Regions from separate parts of the Homo sapiens genome. Here regions 1, 3 and 4 are each linked to region 2. The links are chromatin contacts, found by Hi-C or POLR2A ChIA-PET in ENCODE. All regions are on one chromosome and are shown on one strand. The core of a region is the stretch at or near the end of the contact, and the rest is flanking DNA. Distances in the headings are between cores, read along the strand shown. Region 1 holds the start of ZNF496 (zinc finger protein 496). Region 2 holds the start of HNRNPU (heterogeneous nuclear ribonucleoprotein U). Region 3 has its middle 9.9 kb from the start of MIR3916. Region 4 holds the start of FLJ39095 (a long non-coding RNA gene).

What was found. A loop is a pair of places that touch in the nucleus more often than their neighbours do. ChIA-PET counts read pairs that join two places held with the same protein, here RNA polymerase II (POLR2A). Pooled maps may share reads with other maps.
Region 1: a map of naive thymus-derived CD4-positive, alpha-beta T cell shows a loop between it and region 2 (10-fold over the local background). The contact joins the promoter of ZNF496 here to the promoter of HNRNPU in region 2. A Hi-C loop is called at or near these places in 1 of 168 maps with a recorded cell type or tissue (naive thymus-derived CD4-positive, alpha-beta T cell) and 9 of 50 pooled maps. POLR2A ChIA-PET finds 5 or more read pairs at or near these places in 3 of 52 experiments (activated T-cell, common myeloid progenitor, CD34-positive and naive thymus-derived CD8-positive, alpha-beta T cell).
Region 3: a loop to region 2 is called in a pooled map, with 14 times the contacts of the local background. The contact joins the enhancer-like site here to the promoter of HNRNPU in region 2. A Hi-C loop is called at or near these places in 1 of 37 single-sample maps with no recorded cell type and 7 of 50 pooled maps. POLR2A ChIA-PET finds 5 or more read pairs at or near these places in 1 of 52 experiments (RWPE1).
Region 4: a map of B cell shows a loop between it and region 2 (17-fold over the local background). The contact joins the promoter of FLJ39095 here to the promoter of HNRNPU in region 2. A Hi-C loop is called at or near these places in 1 of 168 maps with a recorded cell type or tissue (B cell) and 12 of 50 pooled maps. POLR2A ChIA-PET finds 5 or more read pairs at or near these places in 2 of 52 experiments (activated T-cell and activated naive CD8-positive, alpha-beta T cell).

The regions. Positions count from the first base shown.
Region 1 is chr1:247,330,516-247,336,715 of GRCh38, reverse strand. It overlaps ZNF496 (zinc finger protein 496), which reads left to right and starts at 4,849. Exons shown (of 10, transcript NM_032752.3): 1 at 4,849-4,926; 2 at 5,069-5,284. It overlaps ZNF496-DT (ZNF496 divergent transcript), which reads right to left and starts at 4,662. Exons shown (of 3, transcript NR_168399.1): 1 at 3,470-4,662. It overlaps LOC124904574 (a long non-coding RNA gene), which reads left to right. Exons shown (of 2, transcript XR_007067004.1): 1 at 1-262; 2 at 552-841. RefSeq lists enhancers at 403-903, 4,675-4,969 and silencers at 2,875-3,169, 4,282-4,761, 4,892-5,001, 5,572-5,811.
Region 2 is chr1:244,863,293-244,870,145 of GRCh38, reverse strand. It overlaps HNRNPU (heterogeneous nuclear ribonucleoprotein U), which reads left to right and starts at 5,603. Exons shown (of 14, transcript NM_031844.3): 1 at 5,603-6,529. The coding sequence starts at 5,839. It overlaps LOC124904588 (UPF0764 protein C16orf89-like), which reads left to right. Exons shown (of 4, transcript XM_047439568.1): 3 at 5,415-5,483; 4 at 5,560-5,664. The coding sequence ends at 5,664. RefSeq lists enhancers at 876-1,475, 5,174-5,233, 4,567-5,397, 5,398-6,229 and silencers at 5,454-5,553, 6,534-6,853.
Region 3 is chr1:247,208,856-247,215,066 of GRCh38, reverse strand. No RefSeq gene overlaps it. Among named protein-coding and RNA genes, the nearest start is that of MIR3916, 9.9 kb to the right of the region's middle. RefSeq lists silencers at 4,009-4,268, 4,409-4,618 and an enhancer at 4,103-4,602. Within about 2 kb of position 4,631, at least 35 of the 41 ENCODE cell types and tissues checked have a DNase peak (open chromatin) inside an H3K27ac peak, as active enhancers do.
Region 4 is chr1:247,100,336-247,106,803 of GRCh38, reverse strand. FLJ39095 (a long non-coding RNA gene) reads right to left here and starts at 2,293. Exons shown (of 3, transcript NR_147502.1): 1 at 1,164-2,293; 2 at 653-811. ZNF669 (zinc finger protein 669) reads left to right here and starts at 2,448. Exons shown (of 4, transcript NM_001142572.2): 1 at 2,448-2,607; 2 at 4,691-4,817; 3 at 5,013-5,073; 4 at 5,485-6,468. The coding sequence starts at 2,605. The coding sequence ends at 6,430. RefSeq lists an enhancer at 2,203-2,497.

The sequences.
Region 1 (6,200 bases), core at 3,600-6,099, 2.5 Mb before region 2:
GGGGCCTGTGGGTACTGACAGCTCCCAGAGAAGGCAGGTGTGGTTGGTCCAGTGATGGGGCTTCACATATTTGCACACCTGTATTTGTCATCAGTCTACAAGCATATTATGCGGAATGATGACCTCCTCTGCAGGGGGTGATGTCACAGTGGAACGGCTGCCCACCTGGGGGGCGATGTCACAGTGGAACGGCTGCCCACCTGCAAAGCACTGGGGCTTTAGGTTACACATCACATTTCCTTGTGCACACTTCACTTTCCAGGTTATATATAATTCACCCTTTCCTTTGTTATCGTCCATTCACCTTTCCACTCTGCAAGATGGCCGTCTCACGCCCTCTTCCTCCTGCTCTCACATTTCACCCTCTCTTTCTCCCTGTCACTTAAGGGCCCTGTGTAGCAGTCAGGGTTCTCCAGAGAAACGGAACAAATAGCATGTGGAGTGGGGGGAGGGAAGGGGGTGGGGATAGAGAGCTAGAGATCAATAGAGAGAGATGAGGGAGACTGTTTTCTTTTAAGGAACTGATTGGCTTGCAAGTCTAAAATCTGCAGGGCAGGCTGCAGATCCAGAAAGCCGAAGCTGCAGCAAGTCGGAAGGCGCGCCGCAGGGGGAGTTCCTTCCTCAGGAGACTGCAGTCTTTGCTCTTACGGCCTTCGACAGATTGGATGAAGCCCGCCCACGCTATGGAGGGTAACCCGCTGCATTCAAAGTCTACAGATTTAACTATTAATCATATCTAAAAAACAGCCTCACAGAAACACCAGACTGGTGTTTGAACAAAAACTGAGTACCACAGCTAGCCAAGTTGCCTCATAAAATAAAACGTCACACTTGCTCCTTATTTTACTGGAGTGTTGGCAAAGTTGGAAGAAGCCTGCCCCAGGCTCTCCCTGCCCAGATGCTGTGGACATGCCTCAGGTCCAGAGGCAGCCTTCCCTGCCCTCCGGCTCCCCGTGGGCCCTGGGTGCCAGCCCTCCCTCCTCCAGGCGATGCACTGCAATTTCTCCCATCTTTAAGATGAGACCGTTTTTCTCCACAGGGCTGTGTCCACTCTCATCTCCCTTCTCTTCCAGAAAGTGCCCTAGCCCAGGAGCTCCACTGTCTGCTTTGCTCAGGGGCCTCTCTACCAGATTCAATGGGCAGTGTTCTTTCCTCATCGGATTTGATCTTGGCGCAGGATTTATCCCCCTGACCTCTTTCTCTCCTTGAAACACAGGTGCTCACTTGGATTCCAGGGCTCCACACCTGCAATTTTCCTTTTATCTCAAGGCGGCAGCAGCTCTCCCTACCCCCTTCTCTTGCCCTCGTCCTCCCTCACTTTCCTCCTCCTACTTCCCCTTCTCTCCCTTCTCCTCCACTAACCCCTTGGGCTCCCACGGTCCAGGGCTGGCATTTCGCAGGGTCTGCCCTCCCTGGGGCTGCTTCTCAAAACACACTCAACCCTCTCAAGCCCCAGCTCCTGCTACATACGGTGACTCCAGATTTCCACCTCCAGCCACAGCTTTCTATCCCAGAGGGTCATCCCCACTTGTCTCCTGGGCATCTGAAAACCAGCAAGTCCCAAATCCACCAATTCAACCCCAAACCCAACCCCTTCCTGGAAACCTGCTTCCTTGCATCTGCCATCTCTAGAAGGCCTGTTCAGTCACCCAGTTTCAGCCCCAGTCACAGCCGTTCCTCACTCCTCTAACACAGGCAGCATGCCTTCAACACAGAGCCTGGATTGGGCCTACTGTTCACCAGCTGTGCCTCCACCAGTCAACTCCAGGAACCGAGCATCTCCTGCCGGGATCTCTACAACGATTCCTAACAGAGACTCTGCTTCATCTGTTCTGCACAGTGATCTTGATAAAATCAAGATTCCGTTAGGCCACACTCCTACTTGAAACCCTCTAATGACTATAACATCTGGTGACCTGGTTCCAGCCTCACCATTCTCTCACTATTCCTCTGCCCAGCTGAGCAAGCACACGCTGTTTCCTCTGCTGGAATACTCTTCCCACACACCTCTGCTCAGGAGCCCCCCACCTGCTCTCCACTCAAATGTCACCTCCTGACAGAGGCCCTACCTGAACATCCCCAGCACACTCTTCCCCACCATGTTGTATTTCTTTCATGACACCGATCACCAATGGCGTTATATTGCAGAATCGCTGATTTATTATTTGATTCCCCTCCCAACTCCTTGGATCATTCTTCTATGGTCTCCCCATGGATCGAATAATCATTGGCACATAGCAAACATTTCATAAAAACAGATACAATTGGCAACATTATATTCATACAAACCTAATACACGCACACACTGGGCATGATGATGGTGCAGTCCTTGAGCAGGGTTTACAGGCAGGATCCTCTTCCCGATGCTTCACCCGTGGTATCTGATACAACCCCACTTCATTCAGAGGCGAACACCTTCCCCACGGGCTCCTGTGCCCCCACCCAGCTCTATGCCATCCCTCTCCTCTCACTCACCAGCCCACCTTGCTTCGCACCGCTCCCCCTTAGGGCCTTTGCTGTCAAGGTGGTCTCCATGTGTCAAACAGGGACTCTGACCAACTACTTCATCTCAAATACCACCTTCACAGTAAGGCCTGCCTGCCCTCCTCTTTAATACCATGACTGTTACCAGCCCCTCCCCAGCACTCCTGACTTCCTGATGCCTCTCCACTTTCCTTTTTTTCTGTAGCACAGATCAAAGAGAGCAGGTCATGTTACTGATTTTGCTTCCTCCAATAGCCAGTTGTGTTCACAGATGTACCTGAGCACCTGGAAGGCTGGCTGCCTAGCACTCATGAGTGTACAGTAGGTACTCGGTATAGGTTTGCTGAATGACTGAATCTTTGATCCTGCACAACCATCCAATGAGGTAGACAGCATCATCCCTGTTTTCTGGATGAGGAAGTTGAGGTACAGAAAGGTTATGTAGGCCTGAGGTCACCTGGCTAGGAATTCATAGGGCAGGATTTAATCCGGGTGCCTGAGTCCAGAACCTTGACTCTGAAGCCCTGTTTTGAGCTAAATGCAGCAGCAGCATAAACAGCCCGTTTTGTGCCTCAAAAGGTGAACAGTGGGAGGCACAGCTGGGCAGGGACGTGTCAGGTCAGGGGAAGAAACTGAATTGGGTAGTGGGGATTAATTGGATGCTGTCTGCCAGCAATTTCTGCCTCCTGCATTTTATCTGCTTTAGGGTTGCAAGGGGCAGAGCTATGAACACGGATGCCCACTCAACAGCCAGTTCCTGGGCCAATCAAAGGGTTGGGAGCTGTAGCACCAGAGCTCTGGAACCCCACAGACTAGGATGTTTGCTAGAGCACCTAAGCCCTACCAGCCTTTGATGACCCCTCGGTTCCTCCCAATTCCTCTCCTCCATGTCACGGTTCCTGGCTGGTGTTCCTGAGAGTGGGCTGTACATGAGTTCTGTAAATGCCAGTCCAGTTACGTCAAAGGGGGTGGCTCTCACTTGTACCTGTAGGCTCCAGCTAAGATCTGCGTGGCCCTGCCCGGCATCTGGCTGTCATCCGGGAAACAATCACTGTTCACAAACAAGGGCTTCACTCCTTCGCTCGCTCCATCTCCTGCTAAAGTCAGAATGTGAACACTGACAAACAGCGGCTCCCAGTAACTCTGCTAGTCAGAAGTGATTATTCCAGCAGTTCAGAGGAGGAAGTGGCGGTGCCCAGGGCCACGGGATTAGAAGAGCAACGGAGCTAAAGGATCCCGTGCCTCAGTCCAACCACCTTGTTCCCACTTACTCAGCCGGGCCACTTTCTTTGGAGAAACTGATTTCCTTCTGCTTGCCCTTGAAAGGGGATCCGAAGGAAATCGGAGCTACCGGCAGTAGCTACCCTCCGGAAGACGGAGAATCTTCTCCACCTTCTCCTCTGCGTAGGAGAATCCAATTTCGGTGCAGAGCAGATGGCGAAGGGGCCATGGGAATCAGACCTGCTCAGGGACCGGGTTCGCACTTTCTCTCAAGCTCTGGAGCCTGAAAAATGAGCATTCCCCGGGGACGACCCATGTAAGAATTTGGGCTATATTCAGCATAGTGCAGCGGCCAGCAGCCCTGTCTCGGGGTGGGGTCCGGAGGCCCCCATTTCTGCTTGCCCCTCACTGCCACATAACCTTGGGTCAGAGTCCCTCATCCTCTCCCTCCGCCACTGTGCACAGCTGCAACCGTGTTCACTTCAGCGAGCAACGAGCCCCGTGACCCCCACTCAGGGTCAGGACTCACCGCAGCCCCTCTGCGCAAGCCCCGAGGCTCTGCGTGGCCTCCGGATGCGCGGCCTTTCCTAACCCGGGGACTCCGCACGTGGGCGCCAGGCCCGGAAGGCGCGGATGTGAGCGCTACCTTCGGCGTCCCGCAGCGGCAGGAGGGGCTGGGCGGCCCGGGCTTCGGCTGGCGGCGGGGGGGGGGTCGCAGGGGAGTCTGAAATGAGGCGGCCGACGGCGCGCGGGGCCTCCTCTCTCCGCTCCATCCCGCACCCCCAATTCCAGCTTCCATCCCCAGCCGCGACTCCCGGTCGGCCGTTCCGGGCGTCCACTGGCCGCGTGTCCTGGGGGCGCCAGAGAAGGAGAACAGCGGAGAAAAGAGCCCCGGGCCGACCTTCCGGACCGGCGGGCCCGCGGGGAAGCCCGGGCGCGGCGACGTGGCTGACCCACAAAGCCCCCGGCCCGGCGGCCAGGCCCAGGCGCGCGCGGAGCGGGGCGGGCCGGGGGTGTCGGATGTCACCCCCAGCGCACACCTCGGCCGGGGGGCGGGGGAGCGAACCACTGAGATGCGGAGACCTCCCCAGTCCTAGAGCGGAGCAGGAAGTGTCCCAGGGGAGGGAGCCGGAGGGCTCCGGCCTTTCCTTTCCTCGGCGTCCGGCGGGCTCCCGCGGCGGCCAGGCCTGCGCCGCCCGCCAACAGGGACGCGCCGCGGCGGTGAGTGCACCCCGGCTCCCGCGGCCGGCCCCGCCCCGCCCTCCTCGGCCCGCGCCCGGCCTCCGCGGCGCCGCCTCCCAGCCCAGAGCCCAGCGCTCAGGAAGGTGCGGGCGGGGGAGAAAGCAACACCATTGTTTTTCAGGCGCCTCCATTTGCCCCCGAGCCGAGCCGTGGCTTTCCGGATGATCGGGAGACGCGGTCTGGACGGGCCGGGAAAGGAGCCGGGCGCCTGCGGAGACCCCGCCTCAGCGAGTACGCCCGGCCGGGCGGGCTGGGAGGATGAGGACGGCTGCCCTGGACTTCCGCCGCCACAGGAGGGTTTTCGGCCGGACGCCGGGAGGGAGCTCCAGGCTGTGAGGTGAGGAGCCCGGAGCCGGCGAGACGGGAGACGCGCGTGTGAGGGAGACCGAGGGCGCGGAGGGCGGGCTCCCCCTTCCCTGGCCCACAGCGACCTTCTCCTTCCCTTTCTGCCGATCCAGCTCGGTCCCTCCTCCGCGAAAGGCTGGGAGCTCGCTCCGCCCCTGCGGGGCCCTCCTCCGCCTCACTCACGTTAGTTCATTCATCAGGCATCTCCTCCGAGCCTCCGACGCGCCAGGTGCCGCCGTGACAAAGACGGACGCGGCCGTCTGGTTGGAGACGATCCGAGTGGCAGCCCGGGTGGGCGCCGGTGCTCGGGGGGGCGGGCCTGAGTAGTCCTGGGCGCTGCAGGTGTGTGATGGGCGCCGCAGGGGGCCGCCGAGCAGGGCGGGCGGGGCCCACCCCGGGCTCCAGATGCCGGAGCCGCCCTGGAAGCGATCCGGTGGTGGGGAGCGCTGTAATGCGTCCAGCCCGACGCCGCCACGGCCCCCATATGGGTTTCTGTGTATGTTGTTACTTTGGAAAGCAAAGAGATTCAGAGCAGTGGGTGTTTCTGGAACCACTCAGTTGTTCCGTAGCTTTTCTGGCATCACTTGTCTTTCTGTGAAATGGGAGTGAGGCCCGAGTCCCCCTTCCCACCTTGTGAGCTGTTGGAGGTTAAGACGCGGCCACGCTGGACAACCTCGTGCAGATGGGGGAGTGGCAGGCACTGCCGGTCCTAAGGATCACAGAGGCCTGATGGCAGAGAAGGGGACTGTGAGTGTCCCCATGTGCCCTTTCACGGGCCCAGCGTTCTAAAGTGGGAATCATAAACACCAGGTATACTGGTTGCTGGTCTCTTGCCACCCTAGTTGTGGCAAAAGTGTCGGCTAGTTGTCTGCACACCAGCGGGGAGGTGTAGGGACCCCTGAGTCCCA
Region 2 (6,853 bases), core at 4,354-6,853:
TAACCAGAACTTGGTACCTCCTCCCTTGCAGCTGGGCTTTCCTGTTTGTCTATGTGAAAATGTCTACTTTTAGTACAGAATACTTTGGAGGTGTTTCTGACTCTTACATCTTTTGTAAAATACATTGGAAAATGTATCTCAGTATATTTTATGCATCTTTGATTAATTTAAATTGGGCTTGATCGTGCTATACAAAAAACACAAAAACAAAAAAAGGGGTTAAGGCCGGGCATGGTGGCTCATGCTTATAATCTCAGCACTTTGGGAGGCCAAGGTGGGTGGATCAGTTGAGGTCAGGAGTTCAAGACTAGCCTGGCCAACATGGCAAACCCCTGTCTCTACTAAAAATGCAAAAATTAGCTGGAGGTGGCGCACACCTGTAATCCCAGCACTTTGAGAGGCCAAGGCGGGTGGATCCCTTGAGGTCGGGAGTTCAATACCAGTCTGACCAACATGGTGAAACCCCGTCTCCACTAAAAATACAAATAATTAGCTGGGCGTGGTGGCCAACGCCTGTAACCCCACCTACTAGAGAGGCTGAGGCAGGAGAATTGCTTGAACCCGGAAGGCAGAGGTTGCAGTGAACCGAAATTGCGCCACTGCACTCCAGATCAAAACAAACAAACAAAAACCAAGTTAAATAGAACAGCCTCTCGAGTCCTTTTAATTTAGCATTCTTGTCCCCTCATGTCACTCTGCTAACAACGTTCTATGTCTTCCCTCCTCCTGGAGGTGTTTTAGTCCATTTGGGCTCTTCTAACAAACATCATAAGCCGAGTAGCTTATAAACAACAGACACTTATTGGTCGCAGTTCTGGAAGCTAAGAAGCCCAGCGCCTCAGTGACTGGTGAGGGCCCGCCTCCCCACCCAGGGCACCTTCTTGCTGTGTCCTCACAGGGCAGAAGACACGAACGCTGGTCTCTTCAGCTCTGTATAAATTTTCTAATCCCATTGATGAGGGCTCCACGCTCATGACCTCGTTGCCTCCAAAGGCCTCAGCTCCTAATATCATGGGGGATTAGGTTTCAACACAGGACTTTTGTGGGGACACAAACGTTCAGTCCATAGCAGAAAGCAAAAGCCAAAGTCCTTTACAAAACCACCCACGAGGCTGCTGGTGATCTGTGTTTTCCTCTCTCCCCTCTCTCCTCTCCTACCCACTCCCATCATTCCCCGCAGGCCTGAATTCTTTTGTCTTCCTCCCCCAACCTCCCCAGCTTTATGGAGGTATAATTGGTATACGATAACTGCATATAGGCCGGGCACGGTGGCTCACGCCTGTAATCCTAGCACTCTGGGAGGCCGAGATGGGTGGATTGCCTGAGCTCAGTAGTTCACGACCAGCCTGGGCAACATGGTGAAACCCTGTCTCTACAAAAATACAAAAAAAAAAAAAAAAAAAAAATCAGCCGAGGGTGGTGGTGAACGCCTGTGATCCCAGCTACGAGGGAGGCTGAGGCACAAGAATTGCTTGAACCCGGGAGGCGGGGGTTGTAGTGAGCTGAGACGGTTCCACTGCACTCCAGCCTGGGCAACAAAGTGAAACTTTGTCTCAAAAAAAAAGAAAACCCTGCATATAACTAATAAATCTATACATATTTGGTGAGTTTGGACAGACATACACACGCATGCTACCATCACCACATTCAGGAAAATGAACATATCCATTACCTCCAACAGTTTCCTTGTGTACCTTTGTCCTTTTTTTTCTTTTTCATTTTCCCTTTTTTTTTTTTTTTGAGGTGGAGTTTTGCTCTTGTTGCCCAGGCTGGAGTGCAATGGCGCAATCTCGGCTCACCGCAACCTCTGCCTCCAAGGCTCAAGCGATTCTCCTGCCTGAGCCCCTCTAGTAGCTGGGATTACAGGCGCCTGCCACCGAACCCGGCTAATCTTGTATTTTTAGTAGAGACCATGTTGGTCAGGCTGGTCTCAAACTCCCGACCTCAGGTGATCCGCCCGCCTTGGCCTCCCAAGGTGCTGGGATTACAGGCTTGAGCCCACACTGCTCCCGGCTCTTTTTCTTTTTCTTTCTTTCTTTCTTTTTTTTTTTTTTTTTAGACGGAGTCTCGCTCTGTTGCCCGGGCTGGAGTGCAGTGGTGCGATCTCGGCTCACTGCAAGCTCCGCCTCCAGGGTTCACGCCATTCTCCTGCCTCAGCCTCCCGAGTAGCTGGTATTACAGGCGCACGCTGCCACGCCCAGCTAATTTTTTGTATTTTTAGTAGAGATGGGGTTTCACTGTGTTAACCAAGATGGTCTTGATCTCCTGACCTCATGATCCGCCCGCCTCGGCCTCCCACAGTGCTGGGATTATAGGCGTGAGCCACCGCGCCCGGCCTTTTTTTTTTTTTTTTTTTTTTGAGACGAAGTTTTGCTTTGTCCCCCAGGCTGGAGTTCAGTGGCTCAGTCTCAGCTCACTGCAACCTCCGCCTCCCAGGTTCAAGTGATTCTCCTGCCTCAGGCTCCTGAGTAGCTGGGATTACAGGCGGCCACCACCACGCCTGGCTATTTTTTGTGTTTTTAGTAGAGATGGGGTTTCAACATGTTGGCCAGGCTGGTCTCGAACTCCTGACCTCAGGTGATCTGCCCACCTCAGCCTCCCAAAGTGCTGGGATTACAGGTGTGAGCCACCACTCCCGATCTTGTTTTTTGTTTTGTTTTGTTTTTTTTGGGGGGCGGGGGGGAATGAGAATATTTAACGTAAGATCTTAACGGGTTTTTTTCTTTTTCTTTCTTTTTTCTTTTTTTTTTTTTTTGAGACAGGGTCTCCCTCTGTGGTCCAGGTTAGAGTGCAGTGGTACAATCACGGCTCACTGCAGCCTTGACTGCCGGGGGTCAAGTGATCCTGCTACCTCAGCCCCTTGAGTAGCTCGGACTACAGGCGTACCACCACAGCCACCTAATTTTAATTTTTTGTGGAGATGGAGTCTCACTGTGTTCCTCAGGCTGGTTTCGAACTCCTGGCCTCAAGCCATCTTCCCATCTCGGCCTCTCGAAGTGCTGGGATTACAGACATGAGCCGCTGGGCCTGGCCAGCAAATTTTTAAGTGCAGGATACTTTGTTAACTGTAGATCTCTGGAACTGCCTCATCGTTATGACTATAAAATGTTTTTGAGAAAGTATTGAAAAAATATTTGCTGAATAAATTGTGTGACAAAGTATAGCATTTCCTTTGCTTAAACCTCAAAAATGTAAGCTAGACATGCAGAGCACCAAAACTTTGTAGTTACCTCTCACAGATCAATTATTCATAGGTCATTCTTGAATCATTTTTTGTTATTGAGAATTAACTTGTCTCCTCCGGCACGCGGTATTCTTGGTAGCCTCTAGGATTTGACACAGGGGGAATTTAAATTGTCTTAGAGGTCCTTCAGAGATTTACAGGAAGTGACCTGCACTTTAACAGGTCTCTGTAGAGCAGGACTATCATGATAGCATTAAAAATATAAGAAGCAAAAATGATCAATAAGATGTCACCATTTGTACTTTGAAGTGGTAACATAAGACTATGGAATGGCATATTTCCTCTGTTTGTGAAAAGGATAGTATGATGATGGTTCTTTGAGCAGAAATTGTTTTTCTTTCAAATGTTGTCTAAGACAGCACAATGTAATAGAAAGCCCATTGGTGTGGGGGGTGAGGGTCCCAGCTTCCTGGGCAGTAAAATGAACAGGACTGCAGATCGATCTCCAGGCCCCATCCAGCTCTAAAGTTCTCCAAAACTTTTGGAGATAAAGCCATAGAACTTTCTTGTGAGCATCAAAAGTTGTATTTCATGTTTATTTTTGCAACTGACTTAATGTTCCAAGAGTGACTGTTACAGATCTACTATATGTAGATATACAATCTTTGTTTTCATAGTTTAGTGTTTTCCAGTAAATGAAATTTGTTTTCATATAACTAATATTTAAAGGTGTAAATAATATCTAGGACACATAAATTTAAGGAACCATCATAATTGTATTTAACTCTGATTCATTAAGGGATTAGTTATCTAGTTTGTGAACATGTAAACCCCCTGTAGCTCTCTTCCCATTTCTGAACGAAGACAAAATTTCAAATTCCAGTTTGTGGCTTATTCATAACCTTCAAAATTATAACCAAAGGCTAAAATGAGTTTCTGGCACTGTTTGGAAGTTTCTATTTTGGGGGCTATCCTCACCACTTAACTTGAACTGGGGATTATCAGTAGTACTGTACATAGTCCATTAATTTCAAGTCAAATCATTTCACAAGTGTTAATATTTCACGTATACATGACTGCAAGGTATGGTAGAATGCTTCATAAAAGCTACCGAAAATAAACTTCAAAAATAAAATGTATCAATTAGTTAAATCATATTAGCCTATGGGAGAAATTTCAATGTGTTTACTTCCAAATTTCAAATTAATAATGGGGCAATATTATTGTGCCACCTAGAGCACCAAACAGTGGGTATAAACCATCTCCTTAGTCAGATGGAACACTGGCTGGACACTGCAGATTATCTAGGGTTTAAAATGTTAACTTCTATCACGAATCTAAATTCTGACTTCCCTATCTAAAACTTCGAGACATCACATCTTTTCTTTAAAGAGAAAAAGTAAACTTCTAACATATAAAATAACGGATTTCAAGAGCGATAGTCCATTTTTCTTTTTACAAAATCACAGCCCTTGATTTTTCGTAAACTTTAAGTTTCAGAATAATTTGGTCAAGAGTATTTCTACAGGAATAGGAAGAGAATCAAGTGGGCCTATAATCAAAGACCTAGTTGGGTCTCACCCTCACGGTTAGCTACTGGGACTTCGTAGCTGATGACCAGGTCCTAAAGTGGACAGAACAAGTGTTACTGGAGGTCCGTCTTTGTGGTAGCTACAGAAAACTTGGAAATGCAATTCTGAGGTTTATTCAGGGTTATTAAGAGCATGAGAATAGCTGCCCTGCAAAGGCAGGTACACTAAGGTTTGCAGTATGGAGTAGTAAGCAAAGCCTCTACTTCCCAGGCCCCGCACCCGGGGTGTGGAACAGACAAAAGAACGGTTCTGCCCTTGCCCTTCTCGAACTTAAAATCCAATTCGCAAGGCAGGACTTACACAAATTAAACCAAATACGGTATTATGAGGAAAAGAGCCGCTGCGTGTAACAGTTGCCAATGTATGCTATACCAGTCAAAACTGAAATACGATTTGAAGGAGTTTTAAACGAAGAGCTGGAGAAACACATAAGAAGGCAGATCTAAGATGGAAGAAAAGGCGGATTCGGGTTGAAACGCCAAGTTGAGGACTGAAGAAAGCATTTGGATAAAGCAGCCTCCAAGCTGGGAAGGAGAAAAGCCAAACGAGTATAGCCACCAAAGACCCAGAAAGGCCAATATATCATGCAGTGAGTCGGTTGAACTGAAAGGCGGTTTCCTTTTCCTCCATTTGCTCAGTCCCAATTGGAAGCGCACTGCGCGGCCTCCACCGCGCTCTCGGCCCGGGTTCGGCGTGGGGGCGGGGAGGTAAGTACGGTAATGGGCGGGGCCGAGCGCGGGCGCGCTCCGGCTTTCCTCCTGCGCAGTGCTCCCGTCAGCGCAGGGGGCGGGGCGCCTATATTACGTGCGCGGCGCCGCTCCTGCGAGAGGACGTTGCGTGCTCGCTCGCGCCAGGCGAGTCTCCGCGTCTCCCTCGCGAACTCGGTGAAAGGAATTGGCGCCGTTCGACACCAGGCGGATCCGCTCTGCAGCACGAACCCATCTCCAGCCGCAGCCGCAGCCGCCGCCCGGGCCGAGGAGCAGCCGCAGCAGCCGCCACCAGTGGCCGAGTGAGCGGAGCCGAGTTTGAGGCAGCGCCTAGCGGTGAATCGGGGCCCTCACCATGAGTTCCTCGCCTGTTAATGTAAAAAAGCTGAAGGTGTCGGAGCTGAAAGAGGAGCTCAAGAAGCGACGCCTTTCTGACAAGGGTCTCAAGGCCGAGCTCATGGAGCGACTCCAGGCTGCGCTGGACGACGAGGAGGCCGGGGGCCGCCCCGCCATGGAGCCCGGGAACGGCAGCCTAGACCTGGGCGGGGATTCCGCTGGGCGCTCGGGAGCAGGCCTCGAGCAGGAGGCCGCGGCCGGCGGCGATGAAGAGGAGGAGGAAGAGGAAGAGGAGGAGGAAGGAATCTCCGCTCTGGACGGCGACCAGATGGAGCTAGGAGAGGAGAACGGGGCCGCGGGGGCGGCCGACTCGGGCCCGATGGAGGAGGAGGAGGCCGCCTCGGAAGACGAGAACGGCGACGATCAGGGTTTCCAGGAAGGGGAAGATGAGCTCGGGGACGAAGAGGAAGGCGCGGGCGACGAGAACGGGCACGGGGAGCAGCAGCCTCAACCGCCGGCGACGCAGCAGCAACAGCCCCAACAGCAGCGCGGGGCCGCCAAGGAGGCCGCGGGGAAGAGCAGCGGCCCCACCTCGCTGTTCGCGGTGACGGTGGCGCCGCCCGGGGCGAGGCAGGGCCAGCAGCAGGCGGGAGGTAAGAAGAAGGCGGAAGGCGGCGGAGGCGGCGGTCGCCCCGGGGCTCCGGCGGCGGGTGAGTGCTGCGTTGTACGTTGCGCGCGGCGGGAGGCCCGCGCGGGGTGGGGACCGTGCCCCAGGCCTGCCGGAGCCCCGCAGGGGGAGGGAGCCCCGGGCGGGAGGGCGCCGCGGTGAGGGTGGGGGAGGGGGCGCGGGGAATCCCAGATTAGCCGAGAGGCCTCGGGCTCGGGGCGTGTGTGTGCGCGCGCGCGTGTGTGTGTGTGTGTGTGTGTGTGTCGGCGGTGGCAGCGCCTCCATTATGTGGCTCGAGAGCCGGGGGGAGCTGCAGCTGCCGCTGTAGGGGGAGGAGCCGCGGGCGGGCGGCGGGAGGGAGCCCGGT
Region 3 (6,211 bases), core at 3,382-5,881, 2.3 Mb before region 2:
TTAATAAGCCTATAGTGAGGCTAGAAAAATAGAAAAAGCATAGAAATGACTAATTAGAAATAAAAGAGGGGCCATCACTACTAATCTCATGGACATCAAAAGGCCAGTTTCATAACCAGAAAGTTGATAACTTAGTTGAAAAAAACCAGTTCTTTGAAAGATGCAATCTCCCAAAAGTCACACATGGAGAGATAAACAATATGACTAGGTCTATATGTATTAAAGAAATTGAATCAATAACTAATAATTACTTACATAAGAAAAAAAGGTCTAGATGGTCTCACTGGTGAATTGTGCCAAACAGTAAAAAAAGAAAACAGAAAAATTGACACCAATAAGCCACAATCTCTTCCAAAAAATGAGAGTAGGGTAAATACTTTCTAAAGCCACTCTATAAGGTCAACATTACCCTACTACCAAACTACATGGGTACATTACAAAAAAAGAAAACTATAGACAAAGAAGTCTCATGATCATAGATGCAAAAATTCTCAACAAATACAAGCAAAGTGAATCTAAAGATGTATTAAAAAATTATACAGCACAACCCACATGGGAATTATCACAGGTGGAAAAGGGTGATTCAAAATTCAAAAGTCAAGTAATGTAAACCATCACATCAGAAAACTAAACAACAAAAATTATTATATTAATAATTGTAGAAAAACCATAAGGCAAAAAAGGGGAAATATATTGAAATTAAGGAGAAAGAAATTAAACTGTCCTTGCTTTCAGATGATATGATTGTCTATGTAGACGATTCCAAATAATGAAGAAAGAGCTGCTGGAATTAGTAAAAGATGATACAAAGGTTGTAGAATAAGAGGTTAATATACAAAAGTCAACCATTTTCTGTATATTAATAAAGAACAATTGGATTTGAAATTACAAACACAACACCACTTTTATAGCACCAAGAAAAACAGAGAGACAAATATATATTATATATATATTTGTCATATATATGTCATATATATATATATGACAAAGATCTTCATGACAAAAACTACAAGTTTCTAATGAAAAAATCAAAGGAGATTTAAATAAATGGAGAGATGTTCTATGTCATGGAAAAGAAGCCTCAATATTGTTAAGATGTTGGTTTGCCCCAATTTGAATTATAGATTCAAACGATCCCAATAAAACTCTTTAAAAGTTATGTAGTCAATAATGATAAATTGACCCTAAAAATTATATGGAAAGACAAATGACCCAGAATGGTTGACAGAACAATGAAGAGTAAATTTCCAGTACTCACACTACATGATTTTAAGATTCATTATAAAGTTATAGTAATTAAGACAGTGTAGTATTTGGAAAAGAATAGACAAATAGGTCAATAGAACAGAATAGAAAATTCAGAAATAAACCCACAAAATACAGTCAACTATTCTTTGACAAAGGAGTAAAGGAAATTTCATGAAAATGGTTTTTTTCAAGAAATATTGCTTGACACCTACACATCTATATGCAAAGAAATAAATGAGACAAAGACCTTGCAATTTTCACAAAGGTAGTTCAAAATGAATCAAAAACTTAAATGTGAAATGTAAAATCTGAAACTTCTAGGAGATAAGACAACAGAAACTAGGACACCTTGGGTTTGACAACAAGGTTTCAGATGCAACACCAAAAGCATGAGTCATAAATGACAAAATTGATGAATTGGACTTTAATCTTGTTTTGCAAAAGATACTGTTAAGACAATGAAAAGACAAGCTGCTGAATGAAACGAAATAATTGCAAAAGACATAGCTGATAAAGAACTGTTAGTGAAAATATATAAAGAAGTCTGAACAACCCAGATGCCAGTCACAAGCCCTGTGGGACCATCTACACTTCTGAGCTACTGCCTATAAATTGGCCCTGTTAAAAATCTAAGGAAAACTTTAAGACATACTCAGATATTTTGCTAAATTGCAGCAGGAGAAAATGTCTTATCAGCAGACCTATCTTTATGTCACTTGCTTTCAGAATAAGAGGCTATTTCAGGCACAGCAGTTTTAGTCTGTGTTAAAATCATAAGCAGCCTAAAAATACCCAAAAATGATGAAAAGAATTTGCAGATATATGGAATACATTTTATGTTTTCAAAGTCTCCTATGATGAAAAATAAATAATGTGTTGTTTGGCTTTGATTTCCTAAACTCATTCCTCAGCTATTTTCCTAAATATTCCATATCCTTCCAACATGCTTCTGCAGTTTCTTGAGGGATGTTATGCCAATGATAAACAGTACCATATGGGCACAAATATCAAAAGAATTCTGCTTCAACAGCAGAAGTATAACTCTCCAGAACCTTGAAGACCCAGGGCAGTTGCATGAGTAGTATGGTCTATGGAGGTACACAGGCTTTGGAGTTACAGTTGATTCTGTATCCCAATCCAGCTGCTTAGTAGCTGTGGGGTTTTGGAAGTTTCTTGACTAGGAACACTTATATAAACCTCATCTGCAAGAAAAGGCATAATGATACTGATTGCAAATATTCTTCATTCCTCCCTGTATACATGTCCTTTGCAAAGTGCTTTTATAGCTGCTCCCTTCAAGAGGCAAAATCTGTATTTCAAAATGTTTAGAGTCTTATTTGCTCTGGTCAACAGAAAACTGAACATATAACAGTGTGCTAGTCTGGGACCTAGGTTCAAAACTTGAGTGCTTTTGTTTTTCTTTCAGAATCCTGTTATCTCTATGATAATAAGCACACATTAACTTGCTGGGGAACGAGATACCACACGGAGAAGAACGAAGGTGCCCCAGTTGACAGGCAACTCACCCCTAGAAACAGCTGCAATCAGCATCTGCCCACACATGTCTGAAGGATCCCAGCTGAGACCAAAAGAATTGCCCAGCTGAGTTTAGCTTAAATTGCTGACCAGCCGAATCATGAGCTAGTAAGTTTCGGTGGTTTGTTATGCATCACTAACTAACTAACACACACACCCATTACAGACAGGATGTCAGAATTCAATGAGAGACTGATTACTAGTTACCTGCAAACAGTAGGCACCCTATAGGTATTGATTTTCTTTTCCCTTTATTTAAATTTGGATCTCTTGTTAGACGGTGGTGAGTTATGTAGAGATACATGTAGATGTGTACACGTGATTGGTGCATAAACTCACCCAGTCTCCCACACCATAGGAGGAAAAAGACAACCAATAGCCTGTTTATTAGCGCCAAGGCCAAATACCAATATCAGAAGTTTGTTTAATCTATTTTCTGTATATCTAAACTTTGGAAGTCAAAGCTGTGGAAGACCTGAAGACTGGGGATTAGGTCCTCCTGGGGGCTCCATTGTTCTTTTTTTGACTGTCTGATTTTTGGGAGGAAGATGGACAGCAGGCGGGGCAGCAATGGTCTACCTGTGGACACTCTCTTTTTGCAGCCCTTGCTCTCTCTAGGGCCCTGTCCCTTCAGCCTTTGGCCTGGGGAGAGACGTTGATAAGGAGGACCGATCTTTCACTGCTGGAAGGAAATGAGGGTTCAGACCGTTCACCTCCCTCAGAGCTGCACGGCAGTGTGACAGCCACTGGCCATGTGTGAGTACTGAGGGCCTGGAATGTGGCTGAACAGAGACGTGCTGGGAAGGTGAAATACAGAGTGAGTTTCACAGATTGACTACCGAAAATTATATAGTTCATTAATATATTGATGAATATTGAGATATTGATCATACATTGAAATGATAATATTTTGAATATATTGGGTTAAATAAATTATTACAATCAGTTTCACCTGTTACTTTTAATGTTTAAAAGGTGGCTACTAGGAAATTTAAAATTCACACGTGGCTTACATTTTATTTCTTAAAGGATTGCCTCCCTTTTTGAAATTTCAGGCTGCCTGATCAAACTACCAGAGGCCAGAAAGGTCATAAAATCTGAAATGTTAAAATCATTGCCATTATATTGTTTTCATTTGTGAATAACATATATATATTATTTATAAATGGATATAACCTTATACAAAAGGTTAAATGAAAATGCCCCCTGGGCTGGGCCAGGCCCAGCGCAAGCAGGAAGCCCTGCATGAAAAGGCTGCAGCCAAGAACCTGTCACTTTGTCGCCCTCAGCCCAGCGTCCGATCACATCCTCCGTCACTCAGGGACTGAGGGGGCGGGGCCTGGAGCCCTATCCAATCAGGGGCGCTGACGTAGGAACCGTCCAATCGGGCGTGCAGCCGGACAGAAGGGCGCGGCTTCCGGGATCTGGCGGGGCCTTCGTCTCTCCTGCCAGCCTCAGCTGGGTCGTCTTCTGTGCTCGGCGTGCTTTGCTCGGGGAAGCTCAGGTGGCCGCCACAGCCTCTTGCCCTCTGACCTGCAGGTATCAGGAGATCCATAGCTAAGCAGCCTGGACACCCGGGAAGCTGGGAAATGGTGAGTATGTGGGCGGGGTCCCGAGGTGGGCAGGGGGCTGATGGAAACGGGCTGGAACTGGCTGTGGCGGCCCCAGGCCTCCCCACAGCTGCCTCCGGAGTCTGCAGACCCGAGACCCCGCTGGACCCGCCCGGCCCTCAGCTTCCCCTGGCCTCAGGATGTGGGCTGGGCCGCCAGCCTCACCCGGCGTCCGGTCCGCTTCTGCGCTCGACTTCCGCCCGGCGCGTCCCCTCGCTGGCAGCTGTGCGGTGGCGACGGCAGGGGCCTGGGGGAGAGCCCCGACCCAGGAGGAGCCACTGCGTGGGAGGAGCTGTGGGCTGTGGGGTCCCAGGCCCTCCTTTCTCCTGGTAAAAATGAAAAGGGAATCAAGGTTTAAACGTTAAAGAGATTATTTGAGCAAAGAGCTGTTCATCAATGCAGAGCGCCCAGTCATGGTTTGTGGGTGCTTGGAGCAAAGGCTTTTGTAAGGGGCATAAGGAAGCGAACCAAATTCAGAACTTGGTTACAGTTACAGTTGTGGAGTCGCCTTATGTGGACTGTCCAGGTGGAAATTTCCTGGTTATTTAATGAGAGGTTAATTGGAGGTTTGTGGTTGGTTCAGGCTGAAAATCGTTTCTTCCTAAGGTAGTAATTTACAAGACATGTATTTCAGTTAGATTTTTTTCCTTAGGAACCGATGGTCCTAGTGCTACTTCAGTCTAATTGATTGCTAGTTAATTATTTTAAACACTCCAGAGGGGGACTGGTTTTCCACTGCGTTTCCAAATGTGTGGCAAGCACGGTCTCACATCCACCATCCTGTCCCCCCAGCCTGTGTGTCCTTTATTGTACATTTCACACACAGTGTTTTCATCATTTTTTCACAGAGCATTGGATGGCACTTTTTTTAGACATCTGTTTTCTGTTTGTAAACATTTTATGTGAGCAGAGAAGAATCACCTGACACACTGCTTTAAAAAAAATCTTTGTGTCTCTTCTTTTATCTTCCCCAGGCACAGACACCTTATCGGAATGTCTTTGGTTTGAGGTTCTGCTTTGGAAATTTTACAAGGTCATGTGTCCTCAGCCACCCTCCAGTCTTTTTCTGTGCCTGGGTTTCATAATTGTCTGGGGGTGACCCATCTCAAGGCATGTTTAGTGAACATTAGCACGTTGTTCCTTTCCTCCCAGAGGACAGCCTCAGTGATGGAGGTGGAGCCTCTTAAGGGAGCAGATGGATGCCCTGGGGCTGAGAGGAAGCTGGTCCTACCCTTCATTTACAAAGCTAACCCCTTAGGACATGCAGATTGTCTTCACCCAACTCCAGCGTCTGTTCCTTGGGGACACATTGCTGGTCAGCCAGTTGGATGCTGATATTGAGAAGAAAAAACAGAAATGATTTCTGACATCTGGATTCTCTCAGACTTGTGAAGGGGGAAAAACTGTTCCAAAGGACAAGGAAGACCCACTGCAGTGAGGGGGCGCGAGAATCTGCAAAGTCAAGCCACTTGGGGCACCCAGTGGGGCACAGTGTGGTGGCTCCTGGGCAAGGCGGGAAGGTGGTCAGTGAGCAGTATGGAAACAGAGGAAGGTCCCAAGTGATAGGACGGCCTGACTTGGCACTTGAGTCAGATTTGTCTGTGTTCCAATCAGCATTGCCACTTCCTGGGTTTTACACCTTGAAACATTTTTTTCACTTAATTCAACCTTAGTTTTTTATTAACTGTCAATTGCATTTTAACAGTAGAGTTTCAAAGGTAAGAAAATGTTTAAGAGGTGGATTTCAGAAAAGACATTACATATATAGTCAAATATTCACTTGTTAAAAATTCTGATTTACCTTTTTCTTCCCTAGA
Region 4 (6,468 bases), core at 1,044-3,543, 2.2 Mb before region 2:
GAGGATCATTCCCTGATCGTAATTGGCTGTTAGGCGAGCCTGAAGCTTCCCTTCGCCATAGTTATTGGTGGGGCCTGCAACAATGGGAGCGGCAAGCCGCGTCTCAGGCTCCAGTTCCAAAAATTTGTAAGGCTGAGCCGGGGGTGGCCATTCCAGACCTTCCCCTAAAGGCGAAGTAGGTGGCACTGTTTCTTTTATAAGTTTTTGGAGATTAGCATATATACCTTCCCGTTTCTCGGCCTTTTTAAAACTAGACTGTGATGGTTGATTTTGCTGATCATTAGACTCCTGATTATTAAAGTTTTCTATGTCATCCTGAAGCTCCTCCTCAGTGTGGAAGGGCTCCAGTGCTGTTTTAATTGCAGGCCACGCAGACCAAGCAAGAAGGGAATATCGTGGCCCTCTTGTTGTGCTCGTTTTAAGTCTGATCCGACCTTGTCCCAGTCTTTTACATTCATGGTTCCATATTCCGGGAACCAAAGAGAATACTTTTTTACCAGATAGAACAAAGATGGGAGATTTTGGGTACTCACAATTACCCCTCCGCGGCGCAGTAACTGCCGGACAAGGCTTCAGTAATTAGCAAACTTACTCTCAGCCTGACCCATAGTTTCCGGAGGTTACCCTGGAATTTTCCGAGCGCCCTACTTACCTGTAGAGCTTGAAGTGAAAACGTACTCGGGCGTCCTTTGTCAGTCATCCTCCACTTTCCACTCTCTGGCATTCCTTCACTGGATTATTTGTAGAGATTACCGGGAGCCCGGCGTTGGGCACCAGAGACCAGCCTGGGCAACTGAGGGAGACCCCATTTCTACGAAAAAAAAAAAAAAAAAATTAGGCAGGCGTGGTGTCCAGTGCCTGTAATCCCAGCTACTCCATGAGAGATTGGACAAAACCTGGGACCAGAGACTGATTTTCTTCTAAAATGCTTTCTCCAAAATATTTTTAAAAGAAAAGGGGGAAATTGGAAAGGAAAATGTTTTGAGCCCCCCAGATCACTAAGCTAAAGGGGAAAGTCAATCTGGGAACTGCTTAGGGCAAACCTGCCTCCCATTCTATTCAGAGTCATCCCCTGCTCACTGAGATGAATGCATATCTTATTGCCTCCTTTGGAAAGGCTAATCAGAAACTCAAAAGAATGCAACCGTTTGTCTCTCACCTACCTGTGACCTGGAAGCCCCCTCCTGGCTTCGAGTTGACCCGCTTTTGCTTCAGGTTGTCCCGGATCAAACCAGTGTTCATCTTACATATGTTGATTGATGTCTCCTGTTTCCCTAAAATGTATAAAGCTGTCAGATACAGTCAGTTTCTCTTCCAAGGTTTGGCATGTTAACTTTCTTGTTTTTTTGTTTTCGAACTCAACTTTCTTGTTCTCCATGCCTCCTTGCCCTTAGTTACTGTAAACAACCTTCCGTCAGTTCTAATCAATAACTCACATCTGTTCCCTTGGTTACCTGCTCTGCACCCATTTCTCCCTTGGAAACCGCAAGTCCCACCATTGTAACTCACATCCCCCTTCCCCCTTCCTTATTTGGGAAAATATTCACAAATAGCCAACCGGGTCAGTTTAGATCGTGCGGTCTGACCCCAGCCCATGCCAGAGGTAGGGACTGCGTTAGGAATAAAAACCCCTGCTTTCCTCTGTTCAGTGTGCTCTTGCGATCGTGATTGATGCGAGCAGCACGCTTCTGCAGAAGTAAATTGCGTTGCTGAGAAAACTTTCGCTTGAGTGCTGGTTTCACTTTGCGGCACCGAGCATTTCTCTCCAACAAAACCAAGCTGTGCTCTGACCACCTTGGGCACATGTCATCAAGGACATCCTGAGGCTGTGTCATGCATATGCATCCCCAACCTTGGCAAAATAAACGTTCTAAATACTCTTACCCCAAATGCTCAGGGAGACTGATTTGAATAATCATAAAACTCCAAGCCTGCACTCCAGCCTGGGAGACAGAGCAAGATTCTGTTTCAAAAAAATAAAATAAAATAAAAAAACTCCGGTCTCCCGCACAGAGGACACTGCGTGAATTACTCTTTCTCTATTGCTATTCCCCTGTCTTGAGAAATCGGCTCTGTCTAGGTAGCGGGCAAGGTGAACTCCCTGGGCAGTTACAGAACTGTCATTATATTGCTTCCAATTTTATATATATATATATATATAAAAGGCACAAATAGCTATAACTTGTATACAGGTTAAATGTGAATGTCCTTCTTGCATGGTCGGATCCCAGCGCAGGAAGGACGCACCGCCTACAAACCGCTAGGCCAAAAGCGGTCATTCTGACCTCATCCAGCCTCACGTGAGATCGCAATCTCCTGTCACTCAGGGCCTGAGGGGCGGGGCCTGAAGCCCCATCCAATCAGGGGCGCTGGGGTGGGGACCGTTCAATCAGGCGCGCCGCCGGAAAGGAGAGGGCGGCTTCCGGGATCTGCCTGGCGGTTGCTTTGTCTCTCCTTCGCCGGAGCCGGCTCTTCCTGTTAGTCTCCGCTGCTAGTTCTTGGCTCTGGGAGGCCCAGGTGGCTCTGCAGCAGCCTCTGCCACCCTGTGACCTGCGAGTATTGGGACATCCCTAGCTGACGCCAGGACACCCGGGAAGCCGAGGAATGGTGAGTGGACTGCGCCTGGCTTCCCGAAGTGGAGAAGAGGGCTGGTTGAAACCTGCTGTGGCGCGACTCGGGCCTCCACGCCATCGGCTCCGGAACCTGCGGACCGAGTCGCCGTGGCGTAGCCGGGGCTCAGTCCTCTTCTGTTCAGGGCCGGGCCGGGCGGGGCGGGCAGCGGAACCCCTGCATCCTGTCTGTACCTGCGGGCGCCACTTCCGCCGGCCGGAGCCCTGTCGGGAACCCCTCGCCTCCCCTATCCAGGTAGTGTGGTGACCACGGGAGGGTGATGCGGGAGAGCCCCGACTCGGTGTCTCGGTGTGCGGGGTTCCAGCATGGGAGGAGCTGTGGTTCATGGGGCTTCCAGTCCCACCTTTCTTCCCCTAAAATTAAGCCGAGGCTTTGTTAAAACGTTAAACCGTGTGTTTGAGCAAACGGCGATTCATAAACCAGGTACCGCAGTCATGGTTTGTGGTTTGGGGTCCACAGAAGGGGCGTAAATGAGAGGCTTTGATAAGGTTAATGAGGAAGCAAACCATATTCTTTTTTTTTTTTTTTTTTTTTTTTTTTGGAGACGGAATCTCGCCCTGTCGCCAGGCTGGAGTGCAATGATGCAGTCTCACTCATTGCAACCTCTGACTCCCGGGTTCAAGCGATTCTCCTGCCTCAGCCTCCCGAGTAGTTGGGATTACAGGCGCCCGCCACCACGCCCAGCTAATTTTTGTATTTTTGGTAGAGACAGGGTTTCGCCATGTTGGCTAGGTTGGTCTCGAACTCCTGACCTTAAGTGATCCGCCCGTCTCGGCCTCCTAAAGCGCTGAGATTACAGGCGTGAGCCACCGCGCTCGGCCAAAATATTTTTCTGTTTACAAACATTTTACATGAGAGGAAAGCGGAGAATAAACCATCTGACACTCTACTGTAAAAAAATCTTTGTGCCTCTCTTCATCTTTCCTAAGTGTGCATATTACCAAAATGTCTTTAGGTTGATGTCCCCCTGTGAAAACTTTACAGGGTGTTGTGTCCTCAGCCCTTGGTCTGCTTGCTCATCTCTCTGCTAATACTGTGCTGTCCTGAATATTTTTGGTTGAAAATCTTAAAAGTATGTTAGGCAAGACATAACTCTTTTTTTAGATGACTGAAAATCATTAGACATTTGTCATTTTTACTAGGTATGAAAAACTAGTTTTTCTTGCCTAAAAAAGCCTGATTTGGGAATTTATGTGATTTCACAGGAATAGCATCTGGAAGTGGTGACATTAATGTCATTTTAAAAAACATGTGCCATATTTCCTCTTATTCCATTCTGCCTTGACATTGTGCAATAGAAATTTAAAAATTGTATTAGTAAATTGTTAAATATCAATTATTGGTTTTATTTACTACTCAATTAAATTTAATAAGCCTATTCTCTCTTGGTGTAATCACATGGAATGGGCTCAACTCCCCAATTAACAAGTGACAGCACATATAAAATATTGTCTACCAGGGAAACTCATTAAACACTTAGTGTTCAGACTGTGTTTTGGTGTCTGGTTCCCTAAGCACCACTGCAGTGACACAAAATAATAGACCTTTAGCAGAAAAAGTTTTGGCAACTATATTGCATAAACCATTTAGATGCAGTGAGTCATTCTTATTACTTAGGTTGGTGGAATCCCTTTCAAAATGTAAGTTACTAATACAAACAAAGATTGAACTTTGTGAGCAGGCATTTTTAAGAATAAGTAGTCTTAGGACTGATATTATTAACTCACTTATGCACATCAGGTAGGACTTTATTATGGCAGATACTAGAAATGTACGAAGTGAAATTAAGAGGTAACCTAGCAGCACATCTTACTCCCTGGATTCTCTAATGAGATGGGTATTTCCACTTTGCTGTTGCCTTTTTGAATAGTTCAATTCTAGCATTAGTACTGCTGTGTGGGAGGGAGTATGTGTGAACAGAGTAAGAGTTGTGACAATCAAGTCATAGAATAAATGCTTGGAAATTATCAAATCATGTAAACAGCTTATGAATTGAGTATAGATTCCCAGTGCTGTCAGTCTCACCCATCCTTCTATCCACATGTGTGGAATGTTCTAGGACTCGGTGGCTTTTGAGGATGTGGCTGTGAACTTTACCCAGGAGGAATGGGCTTTGCTAGATTCTTCTCAGAAGAATCTCTACAGAGAAGTGATGCAGGAAACCTGCAGGAACCTGGCTTCTGTAGGTAAGAATGACAACACATTTCAGTTAATTACAGAAGTCTTTCCCTATCATCAGTGCTATTTATGATTTGGAATGTGGCAAGGGAATGATTTGGTGAATAAATCAGGCATGGGCACTGTGTACAGTGAACATTAAATCTAGTAATGTGTCTACAGTTTGTAATAATTCATGATAATTTTATGGGTCTGCATTTTAGGAAGCCAATGGAAAGACCAGAATATTGAAGATCACTTCGAAAAACCTGGGAAAGATATAAGGTAATTTGCACTGAGCAGAGGAAATAAAGTCCTCTGAAGGAATCTTAGCATGTCATGAACTTAAAAACAAGCAATCAAAACAAATAAGAGTCACTTGAAATTTATTTATTTTTAGAAAAATTTCACCCAAAATGTAACGTACTTCAATGTAGCAGTCAGTGTTTGCAAAAGAGTTTACTTGAAAATAGTACTACAAAACTGTGTATATGAATATTACTATTTTGGTCATAGCCATGCAGGTGGTAGCTGTGTTTTCAGTAGTAACCCATTTACTTTGAAATAATTCAGTCATGGCAAAAAAAAAAATGCATTTTCCCTGATATTGGTAGCAGTGTAAGTCCAAGACCTATTAATAAGTAGAAAGTTATTAATAAACCAACCAATAATAATGTGCTTGTCATTTTTTTACAGAAATCATATCGTACAGAGACTGTGTGAAAGTAAAGAAGATGGTCAGTATGGAGAAGTTGTCAGCCAAATTCCAAATCTTGATCTGAACGAGAACATTTCTACTGGATTAAAACCATGTGAATGCAGTATTTGTGGAAAAGTCTTTGTACGTCATTCCCTCCTTAATAGGCATATCCTAGCTCACTCAGGATACAAACCATATGGAGAGAAGCAATATAAATGTGAACAGTGTGGGAAATTCTTCGTTTCTGTTCCAGGTGTTAGAAGACACATGATAATGCACAGTGGAAATCCAGCTTATAAATGTACGATATGTGGGAAAGCTTTTTATTTTCTCAATTCAGTTGAAAGACATCAGAGAACTCACACAGGAGAAAAACCCTATAAATGTAAACAATGTGGTAAAGCATTCACTGTTTCCGGTTCTTGTCTAATACATGAACGAACTCACACTGGAGAGAAACCCTACGAATGTAAGGAATGTGGGAAAACATTCAGATTTTCTTGTTCTTTTAAGACGCATGAAAGGACTCACACTGGAGAAAGACCCTATAAATGTACCAAATGTGATAAAGCCTTCAGCTGTTCCACTTCCCTTCGTTACCATGGAAGCATTCATACTGGAGAGAGACCCTATGAGTGTAAACAATGTGGCAAAGCCTTTAGTCGTTTGAGTTCCCTTTGTAACCATAGAAGTACTCATACCGGAGAGAAACCCTATGAATGTAAACAATGTGATCAAGCCTTCAGTCGCCTCAGTTCCCTTCACCTCCACGAAAGAATTCATACTGGAGAAAAACCCTATGAATGTAAGAAATGCGGTAAAGCCTACACTCGTTCCAGTCACCTTACTCGCCATGAAAGAAGTCATGATATAGAGGCTGGGTGTAGTGACTCAGCCTATAATCCCAGCACTTTGGGAGGCCAAGGCGTGTGGATTGCTTGAGCCCAGGAGTTCATAACCAGCCTGGATTAAAACAATGT